Linked DNA regions of Homo sapiens: region 1 is linked to region 2. The links are chromatin contacts, found by Hi-C in ENCODE. All regions are on one chromosome and are shown on one strand. Each heading gives the region's core, a stretch centred on a gene start or an enhancer-like site at or near the end of the contact. The rest is flanking DNA. Distances are from core to core; before and after follow the strand shown.

Evidence for each region. Hi-C counts contacts between places; a loop is a spot of excess contacts on that map. Pooled maps may share reads with other maps.
Region 1: a pooled map shows a loop between it and region 2 (3-fold over the local background). The contact joins two enhancer-like sites. A Hi-C loop is called at or near these places in 2 of 168 maps with a recorded cell type or tissue (endothelial cell of umbilical vein and naive thymus-derived CD4-positive, alpha-beta T cell) and 6 of 50 pooled maps.

What each region holds. Positions count from the first base shown.
Region 1 is chr17:19,766,731-19,769,900 of GRCh38, reverse strand. No RefSeq gene overlaps it. Among named protein-coding and RNA genes, the nearest start is that of ALDH3A1, 20 kb to the right of the region's middle. RefSeq lists an enhancer at 2,988-3,137. Within about 2 kb of position 1,385, at least 2 of the 41 ENCODE cell types and tissues checked have a DNase peak (open chromatin) inside an H3K27ac peak, as active enhancers do.
Region 2 is chr17:19,612,839-19,616,146 of GRCh38, reverse strand. No RefSeq gene overlaps it. Among named protein-coding and RNA genes, the nearest start is that of ALDH3A2, 34 kb to the left of the region's middle. Within about 2 kb of position 2,031, at least 2 of the 41 ENCODE cell types and tissues checked have a DNase peak (open chromatin) inside an H3K27ac peak, as active enhancers do.

The DNA.
Region 1 (3,170 bases), core at 136-2,635, 150 kb before region 2:
ATTTTAAGTGTTTATAAGATGATAAAGATATATCTGTGGGTGTCCAATGGAATAAGTTTTCCTTCCCTATCTGTAGTGTCTGATGGACTTGGAAAATGGGAATTATTTTAGAGGGTGGGTGAGACTTGTTTGTTTGTTTGAGGCGGAGTCTTGTTCAGTCACCCAGGCTGGAGTGCAGTGGTGCGATCTCAGTTCACTGCGACGTCCGCCTCCCAGGTTCAAGTGATTCTCCTGCCTCAGCCTCCCAAGTAGCTGGGATTACAGGTGCCCACCACTAGGCCTGGCTAATTTTTTGTGTGTTTTTAGTAGGGATGGGGTTTCAGCATGTTGGCCAGGCTGGTCTCAAACTTCTGGCCTTCAATGAACCACCGCCTCAGCCTCCCAAAGTGCTAGGATTACAGGAGACATTTAATTTTATATTCCATAATGCTGATATTTTTCACCATGAGCTTATATAATTAAAAAAAAATTTTTTTTTTTTTTTTGAGACAGAGTGTCACTCTGTTACCCAGGCTGCAGGCTGGAGTGCAGTGGCACGATCGCAGCTCACGCAACCTCTGCTTCATGGGTTCCAGCTATTCTCCCACCTAAGCCTCCCAACTAACTGGGATTACAGGTGTGTGCCACCACGGCTGGCTAACTTTGTGTGTGTGTGTGTGTGTGTGTGTATTTTTTTGAGATGGAGTCTCACTCTGTCGCCTTGGCTAGAGTGCAATGGCGTGATCTCGTCTCACTGCAACCTCTGCCTCCTGGGTTCAAGTGATTCTCCTGCCTCAGCCTCCTGAATAGCTGGAATTACAAGCACGTGCCACCATGCCCAGCTAATTTTTGTATTTTTAGTAGAGACGGTTTCACCATGTTGGCCAGGCTGGTCTCGAACTCCTGACCTCAGGTGATCCGCCCACAGCCTCCCAAAGTGCTGGGATTATAGGCATGAGCCACTGTGCCTGGCCTAATTATGTAATTTTTAAAAACAAGGTTTTTTTAAGTATAGGAAAACTAAAAGACTAGGAAAGATTTGCAGTAAATTCAACAGATGAAGGGAGGTTAAAGTAGGGGAAAATGTTAGGAGAAAATCCAGAAATTCTCTTTGCTCCTGACAGCCCCACTTCACCAATGGTGAGCAGCAGAGGGGCCTGAAAGGGTAGTGGGTTTGAGAGGCCCTGGTGTCCTGTGGGGCCCTGCCACATGCCCTGGTTGCCTCCTGTGTGCGCCGACACTGACCTGGGTGAGACGCCTCACTCCCTGGGCTTCCCTGTCCTTGTCAGTAAAGCAGAGACAGAAACACAACATGCCTCTTGGGTTTCCTGCAAGAGTTAAATGAGCTGCCGTGGAAAGTGCACATGGCAGTCCCTCCCTGAGGCTGGTGTGGCCAGCAGTGGGAGTAGCAGAGGGAGGCTGAAAGGACACGGGAGGCCTCAGGATCCACTCTGTTGTTTCTCCTCATTGGCCATCAGATGTGCTTCCTCTTTGTCACATCTGTATTTTGGAAACGTAAACCCTCCTTTCCATGGAACATGTGCTAAAATAACATTTCTTAGAAAAATTGGTCTCAAGAATATATCGTTCACTCAGTAACAAAGGAGTCAGCAGTGTGACAAATGTCAATTCAAAACGGACCTGAAAACTGAGGTCTGTTTTGGAAACAGGATGCTTATTACATAAGTAATTTGTGAAAAATAAGTTGCTTATTTTGGTAAAGGTCACAGTTTCCTTTTACGTCTATGGTCATAGAAACATTATATGGGTTGTTACGGAGGAAGTCTGGGGCAGGATGGTCCAAGATAACCAGGTGTGTAGACCAGGGGTTGACAAGCTTTTCCTGTACTGAAAAATACAAATATTTTAGGTTTTGAAGACTGTCTGGTCTCTGTCGCAACTGCAGGAGTCCCACCTTATTCATGAGGTTATGCTCCAAGACCCCCCAGTGGATGTCTGAAACCTTGGAAACTGCCAAACCATATATGTATGCTGTTTTTCTCTATACAATCACATAGTATAGGGTGGATCACATATGCGGCGTGGACATGACAGACAAAGGGAATGATTTGTGTCCCAAGTGGGATGGCAGAAGACTACATCACACTGCTCAGAATGGTGTGCAACTTAAAACTTAGGAATTGTTTATTTCTGGAATTTTCCATTGTTTTCTTTCTTTCTTTTTTTTTTTTTTTTTTTTGAGACAGAGTCTCTGTCGCCCAGGCTGGAGTGCAGTGGCATGATCTTGACTCACTGCAACCTCTGCCTCCTGGGTTCAAGTGATTCTCCTGCCTCAGCCTCCCCATTAGCTGGGATTACAGGCCTTGTGCCATCACGCCCAGCTAATTTTTACATTTTTTGTAGAGACGGGGTTTCGCCATGTTGGCCAGTCTGGTCTTGAACTCCTGACCTCCGGTGATCTGCCAGTCTCAGCCTCCTGAAGTGCTGGGATTACCGGCGTGAGCCACCGCATCCAGCCTTAAACAGAATTTAATGAACTGTTAGTTTACAGCATGCAAATTTTTCTCCATTGGTAGTTTTGGAACATACTTGTTTTTCTGCTGCTTTGAGAAATGAGGTGTTCTACTTTTAATCTTCCTGTGTGTTATTTGGACAAGTTACCTTCCCATCCTGAGCCTCAGTTTTTCCATCCATTAGAGAAGATAAGAGGACTACTACTTTCTAATCCTACCTGTGTGGGGAAAATGCTCTTTGCACAGTGCCTGGCATTTAGCAAGTGCTCAACAAATGGTGGCAGCAAGCAAAGTGAAGCTCTCCCTGCCATGCTGGGATCTGATGCCCCTGTTCCTAGCAACAGCTGCCTACAGTGCCGGGGAGCCAGGCCTTGGGCTGTTGCCCTGTCTCTCAGCAGGGCTATGTAAGCATATTGATTTTTGCAAAACCAAGTTCTGGTTCCTTGCTGTGGGGCTGACAAAAAACCATGGGGTCGATCCTCTATAAATATTTTAGCTATGTCCTCTGTTTTTTAAATACAAAATGTGTACTCTAGCCCTTGCCTGTCTGAATTGAAACAAACTCTTTTGAGGTCATGTGCCTCTGGACCCCCACAGCCACACACTGTCAGCGGCAGGCCCCACCCCTGGGACTCATGTCCCACCTCAGTGCCTTCTCTGCCTTTGGAGAAGGAGCTTAGGTCAGGCCCCACACACCTGTCCAGCCCCATGTGTCTC
Region 2 (3,308 bases), core at 782-3,281:
ATTGCTTGAACCTGGTCTTTAGAATTATTTCAGTAGAACCAAGTGTAACATTATTTAGTTGGTTTATCATTAACAGAAAATCATAATTAAAAGCTTTATTTAACTTTGTAAATTTGAAAGAGCATAAAGAATAGATGTTTTAGTTGAATATATATATATGATTCAATTCCTAGAGAAATTCTGATACATAGATTTTAACTTAGCACACTAAGTTCAGCACAGATGCCAGGGAGTAGAATGCTTGACTCACCAGCACACAGGAGAACTGTGGTGCAGGAGCACCAAGCCTCCTCTACATTCCCTTCCCCCAGAGCATTGCCCACTCGGATGCTGGCTGCAACTCCAAGGCCCAGGGGTACCTGAGAATTAAGAAGCATAAATCACAGTCGTAAAGCCTGAACATTGGAGTATTAGTGCACTAGCGTCTAACTAAATGGAAACAGGACAGACCCGGAGAGCTGAGTTCTAGAACTGGCTCTCTTACATCCTAGCTGTGTGACTGTGGACAAATTGCTTAGCCATGTGACATCCGATTTCTTTGCAGGTAAGGAAGCATGACAGTTGCCCTGACGGCTCCCTGTACCACATTCATCACAGCAGAACCTCGTAATGAAGCTGGATTTGAGGGCAACACACCCCCTTTATTGGCTACACACACACTATCAAGACAATTCAACTTAGCTACATTATACAAAGTAAGATTTAACTTAGTATAAACGTTAGTATACAAATAATTTGTAAAAATTAAATGACCCATGTGAAAAAGCATTTAGAACCGCGCCTGGCACACTGTAGGAACCCCAGACATTGATGAAATCTGACTCCACGACAATACCTCGTTTTTGGTGGGATGGGTGAAACATTCCATATGTCTGATTATCCGGTAAATTGAAAGAGGCCCCTTCAAATGCAAAGGCTTAATTTTAATCATTGATTATGAAAATCTAAAGCTATAAGCTTATTTGCTTCTTAAATAGACCACCACTCAACCTTTGGGGCCACCTTCTTGACCCCTATCATGATCCTGCAATACAATGCTGCCCCCAGGGGCTGCGAGGGTAACGTGGGTTGTACAGACAACTTAGCTTTGGGCTCTCAAGTTCACTTTTAATCACTCGTACATCAGCTCTAACTTCTCATTCCTACTAGAAACAGCATCCTCCCAAAAGCCTTCTAATTCATTACTGTTTTGAAAACTAGCCTAAGTTCAGTTGATAAAAATATATATTAAATTGTTAAGATTAAGAACTTGAGGCCAGGCGCGGTGGCTCATGCCTGTAATTCTAGCACTTTGGGGTGCCAAGGCTGACAGATCGCCTGAGCTCAGGAGTTCGAGACCACCCTGGGCAACATGGTGAAACCCTGTCTCTACTAAAATACAAAAAACTAGCCACGCATGGTGGCACGCGCCTGTAGTCCCAGCTACTCGGGAGGCTGAGGCATGAGAATCGCTTGAGCTCGGAAGGCGGAAGTTTCAGTGAGCGAAGATTGTGCCACTGCACTCCAGCTTGGGCTACAGAGTGAGACTCCATCTCAAAAAAAAAAAAAAAAAAAAGAACTTAAAAAAAAAAACAGACCTGAGTATGAGTATATAAACATCTCTTAAGATTTGCATGCCTAAAGTACACATAACTGGCTTCCAGTTCAAAATGAATGAATCACATGCCTAACTCCCTTCCCTCCCAAAACACTGTTAATGGAAAATAAATCTCCATGCTTAATAGAAAATAAATTCATTAACAACACTGAGAATGAGAGCCGGTCAGCTTCTGGAAGAGGGAAAGCAGGCTCCACAGCCATGATCCAAGGGCAGAAACGCAGGAAGCCACAGCACAGAACATGAACAGAATGCTGCCTCACACTCCGTCTTCCCAGTAGAGCTCCAGGAGCACTGACGCCCTGCTTCCCCCCACCGAGGCTGTGAAGAAGAGCAGTCAGGGAGATGCGCCACAGGGCTGGGACAGGACACCCAAGCCCCGCGACCTGCCCGTCCTTAGCCTTACTGCACACAAGAAGCTGGGCTGACACAGAAAAGCCAAGTGTGGAGCTTCCTCCGTGGCGTGAGTCAGGCCCTTCTTCTTTTGTTTTGGGGGATAGGTGGGACATGGGGATAAGGTGGGGCAGGAGGTCAGGCTGCCTACTGCCTAATCCTCACCCATAAGTCCTAAAATGAAGATGTCACTGGACAGGTACCACCTTGGTACCGAGTTCCCCACTGGTCCTTCCCATTTTGGGGAGAGGCCTGTTGGAGAAAAATCTCCAAATAATAGGAGAGGAAAGCTATGCCGGCCATTTGTTTGATAAATCAATGTACTCATTCATTCCTAAGTATAAACAGACTAGTAAGATCACCAGAGCTTTGAGGAAGACTGAAGCACACATCCCCAAAACAGATAAAGATAAGTAAAAGGTCAACTGATCTCAGAGAAAATAGATGACTCAAGGAACACAGAAGAACGTTTAAAGTTCCGATTTAGCATCCACAGGGATATTTAAAAGGTAATGCAGCATAAAACAAGAACAGGTTCCCATAAAAGAGACTATAAGACAAAAAAAAGATGTTCTTAGAAATTAAAAATGAAACTAAAAAAAAAAGCAGCAAAGAAGATAAACAAAAAGACAAAGAGATATTTTTTAATAGAAAAAAAAAAGCCAAAGCCAAGAAGATTAATTCCCAAGGTCAACCTCCACCTAATAAGAAATTTAAAAAGAAAGAACAGAAAAAAATTTACAGAAAAGAGGGAAAGAATATTTTTTAAATTTCCCAGAGTTGAAGAAAAACACAGGTCTTCAGACTGAAAGGGTATACCAAGTGCTAAGCAGAAGTTAAAAAGTATCCTCAGAGAAATGCACTCTTGTGAGATTTCAGAACTATAAAGATAAAGAAATAAACGTTAAAACTTTCAAAGAGAAAAATCATGCTGCCTACAAAGGAACAAGAAACAGATTCTGAGCAGACTTCACATCAGTAACTCTGAATACCAGACTGAGACACAGCAATGTCCTCAAAATTCAGAGGGAAGTTATTTTGAACCTACAATCCTATACTCAGCCAAATTATTAAACAAGTATAAGAGGAAAATAAAGACTCTCGAATATGCATGGCATATGATTTACTTTCCATATAATCTTAGAACAAGTTTTTGACTAAGTACTCCAGAACAAATTTTTTTAAATTTTCATTTGGCTGCTGCTAGATCAGAAGAAAAAAAATTAAAGAAATCTAAGAAAGAGGAAGAAATGGGATCAAAGAAATTGTAGGCTTAATTCAGGAGGACAATGAGAGAAATTCTGGAATGACAGCTGTG